Linked DNA regions of Homo sapiens: region 2 is linked to region 1. A link is a loop called in an ENCODE intact Hi-C map of the cell type or tissue named here. Cell type or tissue: Calu3. All regions are shown on one strand. Each heading gives the region's core, and the rest is flanking DNA. Links, peaks and the distances in the headings are about the cores only.

Region 1 (4,108 bases), core at 966-3,465:
CATACTTGGAGCTGCCCATTTCCAGGATCACAGACCAGGTAACTAGTCTGGTTATAGACACAAGTTCCTGTAGGAGTCCCTGTACACTCATAGTAGGTCTGGTATAACAGAGTTTTAGAAGCTGGTCTGGAAAAAGTGTGACTATCATACAGTGATGACAGGCATCCTGGTCCCCTTTTATAACCATAGGTGAAAGTGTCAGTGGCTTCAGTATTACTAATATAATTAAACTTACTTATACTATGCACGGGCACCCTTCTGGATAACAAGTTTGGCAGCATTTGCAAAGATATCATGACAGCAAAACAATCAGTACAAGTAAGAATATAACTATGTTTGTAAATTTAATCCACATTTTCTTGTCTATTGTTGACTTCCTCAGGCTTTGGCTGTGCATAGACTAGTCAGCTTCCAGTTGTGTGACTAGAACAAGGCTCCATGTTTCCTCAAGCTTCAGCCATGCATGGACCGACCAGCCTCCAGTGTGGTCGGAGCAGGGCAGTTGTCCTTGTCAGCAGCAGCTTGGTTTCACTGCAGGATCAGCCGTGTCGGGTGGTCTGGGTTTTGTTGACTGGTCCACTGGTCCTGGGAGGTGGCTACTGCTGGTTTCAGCCAGCTATGATGAACCCAAGGTGTGATACCTGAAACTTTAACAGCAGTGGGGGTAGACAAGATCACAATATGGGGACCATCTCATAAAGGCCTTAAAGTGGATGGGTTCCATCATTTGATCTAGACAGAGTCTCCAGGTTGGAAGTGATGTACTGCATCTGTGAGGCTAACAGGTATCCTTTCTCTTACCCACCCTTGTATTTCCTGCACGGCCTCACCTAAGGCTTGCATTTGCCTTCTTAAGGTTAATCCCCCAATTTCTTTTAAATCTCCTTTTATCTGAGTTATGATAGGGGGTGGTCGGCTGAACAATCTCATAGAGTGAATACCCAGTTAATTTAGTAGGGGTGCACCTGATTCGGAGAAGGACCATGGGCAGCACCTGATCCCACCTTAGATGAGTTTCTTGGCAAAACTTCTTTAACAGCTGTTTGAGTGTCTGGTTCATTCTTTCAACTTTTGAGAACTCTGTGGGCGATAGATAAGCTGTTGGCAGTTTCCATTTGATTTTTAACATCTGCGTTAGCTGTTGTACTATTTTTGCCACAAATGCTGGGCCATTGTCTGGTCCTAAAGTTAGAGGCAGTCAAAATCTAGGAATAATGTCCTTTAATAAGATTCTGGTTACTTCCCGAACTTTCTCTGTCCTGGTGCGAAATGCCTCGGCCCACCCTGAGAAAGTGCAGACAAACATTAGAATGTACCGGTAACCTCTGGCTCGAGGCAGCTAGGTAAAGTCCACAAGCAGGTTTTCACAGGGTGTAGCTCCAGTTTCTTGAATCCCTGGGGGCCATGTTGGCCCCTGCTGTGGATTGTTTTGGGCACAAGTTAAACATTGCTCACAAAGAGCTCGAGTGATGGCAGTTAGGCACGGCACATAGAAATGCCATCCTACACGAGTCTCTAATGCGGTTTTTCCCATATGCGTTTCTTGATGAAATTGCTTTATGAACTGGGGAGCTATTGTTTCTGGGATGGCAAGTCTCCCATCTGAGAACTTCCACAAACTTCCTTTCTGGTAACTTCTGCTCTCCTGCTCAAACCAAGCCTTTTCATTAGAGGAGTAGTTAGGGGGTTCTGTAAGGGGAAGCTCCAGTAAGGGCGTGGTAAGGGTTTCCTCTTCCTTCTTAGTTACGTCTGTCATTGCAGCTCTTTTGGCTTCTCTGTCCACCTTTCTTTTTCCTCTAGCCTCATCACCTCCTCCTGTTCGATGCCGTTTGCAATGGATGACTGCTACTTCTTTTGGAGCCCATACAGCTTCTAAGAGCTGCTCTATTTCCTTTTTATTTTTGACTTCCTTTCCTTCAGTTGTTAATAATCCTCTTTCCTTAGATATGGCTTCATGGGCATGCAGAGTGGCAAAAGCATACCTTGAGTCAGTATAGATGTATACCGACTTTCCTTTGGCCAAGAGCAATGTTTTATTGAGAGCTATTAGCTCAGCTCTTTGGGCCAAAGTTCCAACCGGCAGAGGGCAGGCTTTGGCTACTGAATTCAGTGTTACCACTGCATATCCAGCCAGTCTTCCTTCAGATACGAAGCTGCTTCCATCAGTAAAGTATTCAACATCTGGGTCCTTTAAGGGCTGGTTCTTTAAGTCTTTTCAGCTTCATCCACTGTTTCCACAAAACAGTGATACCCTGGGCCACACAACGGGACTTTCCATGCTCCACCCATTCTATTGGCAGCAGTGTGGCTGGATTTAGAGCATTCACAGTCTCCAAGGTTATATACAGGTTTTCACACAAAAACCCTTGATATCTTAACATCCTAGTGTTAGAAAGCCAGCCATGACCCTTCTGCTCCATCAGGGTGACGACTGCATGGGGCATCCAAATTATTAAACTTTGTTTAAATGTGAGCTTGTTAGCATCTTCCACTAACAGGACAGTGGCTGCCAATGCCTTGAAACAGGGTGGCCATCCCATAGCCACCAAGTCCAGTCGCTTGGACAAATATGCCATGGGCCGATACCATGACCCTAGTGTTTGTACTAAGACTCCTGTAACTATTCCTTTTCTTTCATGGACATATAGGTAAAAAGGCTTTATCATGTCTGGCAGTCCTAATGCTGGGATCTGGATCAAAACCTTCTTGATTTCTTTGAAGGCCATGTCCTGTTCTTTCCTCCACAGGAGGGGTTCCTTTTCCCCCACTTTGGTAGCCTCATACAATGTTTTTGCCAAGAGCGAGTAATTTGGAATCCAAATGCAACAGAAACCAGCTGCCCCTATAAACTCCCACACTTGTTGTCTAGTGTCAGGTCAAGGAATGCCGCACACAGTCCCTTTTTGCTCAAGTCCAAGCTCATACTGCCCTTGAGAGATGTTAAAGCCAAGATACCTTGCTCTTTGGCCACAGATTTGTGCCTTTTCCTTAGATACCTTATAGCCAGCCTTCCACAGAACACGAAGGAGGCTTTCTGTGCCTTGAAAGCACTCTTCTTTTGTGGGTGCAGCCAACAATAAATCATCCATGTACTGAAAGAGGACACAGCGGTCACTTGGTGGCACGAAAGCCTTCAGGTCTGAGGCTAGTGCTTCCTCAAAAAAATGGTTGGGGAGCATTTAAATCCTTGGGAGGCCTGGTCCAAGTATACTGTGATGAGCTCCACTCAAAGGCAAAGATGCCCTGGCTTTCAAGAGCTAGTCAAATGCAGAATAATGCATCCTTTATGTATAAGCACATAAACCCAGCAGCATCAGCAGGAATTTGCCCAAGCATTGTATATGGGTTGGGCACAATGGCATATAATGTAGCTGCAACCTTATTTACTGCCTGCAAATCCTGTAGTGGCCGGTAATCCCCAGAGGGCTTTAACACCAGTAGCAATGGAGTGTTCCAAGAAGAGGCACATCTTTCTATTATCCAAATTTAAGGAGCCAGTCTATATGCTTTATAATCCCATGGGTGGCTTCTACTGGCATGTGATACTGACAGATTCACACTGGGTAATTGCCCCGCAGCAGTTCCACCACTACGGACGCCTGATTTATGGCTAGCCCCAGGGGATTGTCTTCTGCCCAGACCCCTGGCAGCTTGAGAAATAATTCCTCATATATTGCCTCATTTCCCCACTGTCAAAATGCATCTTTACAAATTTTGCGTCTCTCATAGAGTCTCCATTCCTCTCTTGTTGGGACAGTAAGGGTCATTATCATGGCTTTTCTTTGACCTAGGTTTAGAGTCATGTCCCCTTCTGGTGTAAAGATTTGTCCTTACAATTTCTGGAGCAAGTCTTTTCCTAACGAGGGCACTGGACAATTTTGCAAATATAAAAATTCATGTTGGACTTCTTGTCCTCCAATGACACACCTTCTGGATTGACAGAAAGGCCTTTTCTCTGATAGTCTGGTTGCCCCAACTATAGTAGCATAGTTTTTAAAAAGCAGCCCAATGGGCCATGTCACCACCGAGTGTTCAGCACCTGTATCTACCATAAAGTCCATCTGTTGGCCTCCCACTTTCATGGAGACCAGGGGTTCCTGGAGGCCTA
Region 2 (4,108 bases), core at 634-3,133, 700 kb after region 1:
GATCCCAAGACACAACTGTGCAACAATCCTGGAGAACAATGAGCTCAGTGTGGAGCAGGTCAGAAGATATTTCTATGTATATTTCTATATGTATTACATACATATATTACTATGTATGTAAACAGATGTATGGAAAGTAGAATAGAAAGATATATACAAAAAATACACAAAATGGAAGCATATGGGAGGTAGGAAAATTAGATTGAAAATTGGGGATAAAGAGGAAAAATACATTTAAAAATTAAAAAGGGCAGCCATTAGACCAACAATGACATGGTGTCATAAACTGAGAATAATCAACTCAATTTTCTGCACATGAGATACAAACAACCAAATCAACAAAGGCACACATATCTACCTCATAAACTCATCTCTTCCAGTACCACTCTCTCTCACTTACTACTCCCCAGACATGCAGGCCAACTTTCTATTCCTTGAATTCCATGTTCATTACCACCCCCAAAGCCTTTGGACTTCCCATTTCTTCCTGAATTTTTCCTCCCATTGCTGTTTGCATGGTCAACACCTTTTCATCTCTCAAGTCTCAACTCAACATTTTACCACCTCAGAAAAGATTTTCCTTGCCCCGCTATGCAAATTCATCCCTCCAACCCTCTTGTTCCCTATCCACAAGAGCCTGCTTATTCCTTTAATAGCAACTATCAAAATGAAATTTTCATATATTTATTTGCATATTGTTTGCACTTCTCCACTCTAATAATGTAAACTCTATGAGAGCAGAAATCATATCTATTCCATTGCTCCTGTAGCCCTTGGATCTAGAACAGTGCCTGGTACGTTTTCAGTGTTCCATCATTTATTTGGTAATTTAACTGGTCATTGAAAATCAGGCCAGAAACAAAGAGGTCATGGTGTTGAAGTCATCAGTGTGGATGCTAAAAACACTGAGAATGATGGCAGTGTTTAGGAAGTGTTTAGAAGAATAAGAAAGTAACCAAGTACTGAATTCTCCTGTGAATAAGGGGGAGAGATGAGGCAGTCAGTGGACCATACACGAAAGAGTAGAAAAGAATAGCATTACCAGATGTTATAAGCTTGAAAGGGGCAGATTTTGTGGGCTGTAAGGTAAATGCCTGTTTCAAAGCATCAGTGGGGAGCAAAGAGGACACTTATTTCACCTCCTGGCTCTTAGGTAGGTACTGTGTTGGAGACGAAACAGCCTCCATTTGAGACAACCAAGGGAATACCAAGTTCCAATTGGAGAAAGGAAACAGAAAAATTCAGAGACGAGGTTAGAGATGAGTTTCCTGGTGACACTTCACTTTCGGAGGGCATAATGGAAGGTGTGGGTTAGATTAGAACAGCAGTTCCCAATCAGGGGCAATATTGCCCCCCAAATTTGGAAAGGCCTGGAAACATTTTGGTTGTCATAGCTGAGGGCATATTACCAGCACCCAGTGAGTGGAAGTCAGGGATGCTACTAAACATGCACAGGACAGCCTCCCATAACAAAGAGTTAACCAGCCCAAAATGCCAATAGTGCTGGAAACCTTGGGTTAAGAAATCCCGGAATAAGGGAGGAATAGAACCACAGAGTATAAAAGTACAGTTGAGGATAGAATGCCAGAGAGACTCAGGCACTTGACAGTCACTGAGGCAAACTCAGCTGGATGGCATGTTGAGATTAGTTCTAACAGATTCTAACAGGGACTAATAGAATGGGAATAGGAAATCACACCTGTTGAACTCTGGAATTTAACATATAATGGAATGGTAGCTCCATCTAGCGTAAGGGAGATGCTGGGCAGCAGCTCCACAAGACCAGTCCAGTATAACGGAATGCATGGTTGGCATCTCATGGATGTTTGGCTTGGCCAAGATCCCAGGATGCTCCAGGTCTGCAAGCTTGAGTCTCATCTTCTGGGGTATGAGACATCCTTGGAAAACATTAACTTTTAGAGTGCATTGGGCCGTCTTATGTGCCACATTGTTCACTGTTATTTTCTTCAATTACTTCTCTTAACAAAAACGACAAGACAGGAAGGTCTGGGTAAGCTCCATTTTAATGTGACTTTTCTTCAAGGTGCCTATCAGTTAATCAGGAGAAGGATAAGGAAACGTGAAACAAGAGAGACAATATTTATGAAACTCGTATATACAAGGTATTGTTCCAGGTACATAATAGCAAACCCCTGTAAAGGAGGGGTTTGGAAACCCATTGTAGAGATGAGCAACCTGAGGCTGCAGAAATCGTGAGTTTTGTAGAACTCACAACTAGCATAAATTTAAAGTCAAAATTATAACCCAGGCCATTGTAACTTTAAAGCCTTTGGGATTTCTACCCTGATATCCAGCTCTAAGAATCATACTTCACATGTACAGACAAACTAAATAGTGGATGGATGGATGGATGAATGGATGGATAGATAAACACACAGTTGATGCACAAAGCATCTATATGGCTCATTCACATTTTCCCCCCTACCTTGTCCCCTGATTATGGTTTTTTGTTTACTCTGCTTTGTTTTGGCTCAGTTTCTTGAAAATATGATCAACTTTTGATTACCCATGATAAAAAAAAGGGACAGATAATAGAAATAATTGAAAATAGAAGACAATCCAGAAGTAATTTCTATTTAGTCTGGGGAATTTGTTCATGCCCTTTTAAACAGAAGATTTACAAGACTAATTATATTTTACCTTGGCATATATTAAAATTCTTTTTCATTTCTTAAACACATACCAACTGGTGGTGGGTGAGGTAAAGCTAGGCACAAGTTGGATGGCAGGAAAAGGCAAGCTGGGACATAATACTTCAGAGCAGAATAATCACAGGATTTATTACCTTCAAGTGAGTAATGAAAAGTTTATTTATAATCCCAAAAAGAGTTATTTAAATTTAATAAGAAATAATAAGAGATATTTTTCAGAATCTCTTTAGAAAGATTTTGACTCACCTGGTTCCTTAACAGTAAATCCCATGCAATCTTTGAGTGAGCACATGGGATTCTGAAAGAAATCAAGTTGGCTTAAGTTGTTTCCATGGGTTCTCCGCTCATCCTGGCTCAAGCCAACCCCCTAGTGACTCTACTCCCTCCCCCCAAAAAAATGTAAGTCAAAATCCTACAGCTTTTCTACCAGATAGGCCAGCAGATGCAGTAAGATCCTGGGAGGTAAAGGCTTGAAGAGTTTTCTCTTTGTGGACAAACTCTCTGGTGGCTCTGCAGGGGCCCTCAGGGACACTTAAGCAATACTGTAAATGAGGTGCAATTGTGGAACTGAGATGCTGAAAAACAGACAATTTCACCATCAAGTGCTGAAGAATTATGGTTCCCTGGGAAAGCAGCAAGGCTTATCCTCTAGAGAAGGGCAGAAGAGGATCATCTGGATTCTGAGGCTCTTGTGAAGTCCAGTGGGAAGCATGGTAATTGCTCTATTGCCCACACTGCCCCAGGGAACTTTTACCATTCCTTTCCCAGCACCTCTGCTCAGGACACTGAAATTTCCACATCATATCATCACAGCTAGGCCAAGCATCCATGACTTTCCATCAGAACCAGGGAGTGAGGAAAGGAGCTAGTCCCATATGGAGTCTGCTTAGGCCCAGGCACAGTGTTTGGATGCTTGACTTCACACTTACATTCCCGGGTGGTACCTGCCCAGCCCAAGAGCCTGACCATAGTGAAGATTTGCTGAGCATCTCTTATAATTCTGGGTTTTGGCTTTGCAGAGTTAATTTCTTCTTTTTATAGTGGTTGCTTTTAACATGCTTGCATAGCAGGAATGAGCTGACCAAACCTAGAGCAAATATGAGATTATTTTTATCTCCCCTTTCTTCTTGGAGGTAAGATGTGATCTAAAACACTCACTAATTCACTTGCTATCATGATAATGGGAGAAAAAAAATCTTGCCAGGGCCAAGGCAGACAAAGATAAACACTCCAACAGAAAAAGGAGGCCAGGCACGGTGGCTCACCCCTATAATCCCAGCACTTTGGGAGGCCGAGGCAGGCAGACCACTTGAGCTCAGAAGTTCAAGACCAGCCTGGTCAACCAGGTGAAACCCCGTCTCTACTGAAAATACAAAAATTAGCCAGGCATGGTGCATGCACCTGTAATCTTAGCTACTTGGGAGCCTGAGGCAGGG

What was found. Hi-C counts contacts between places; a loop is a spot of excess contacts. Peaks named below come from ENCODE experiments on the same cell type or tissue, not always from the same donor. Only the 100,000 strongest peaks of a DNase experiment are listed, where the experiment ranks them.
Region 2: it touches region 1 in a loop (14-fold over the local background); 21 of 110 quality-filtered maps call a loop at or near these places.

Annotation. Positions count from the first base shown.
Region 1 is chr3:34,682,027-34,686,134 of GRCh38, reverse strand. No RefSeq gene overlaps it. Among named protein-coding and RNA genes, the nearest start is that of LINC01811, 520 kb to the right of the region's middle. In Calu3, for the core only: no CTCF peak of the experiment used is centred there; a DNase peak (open chromatin) is centred at 2,094.
Region 2 is chr3:33,978,135-33,982,242 of GRCh38, reverse strand. No RefSeq gene overlaps it. Among named protein-coding and RNA genes, the nearest start is that of LINC01811, 180 kb to the left of the region's middle. In Calu3, for the core only: a CTCF peak has its summit at 1,747 (motif pointing left); a DNase peak (open chromatin) is centred at 1,752.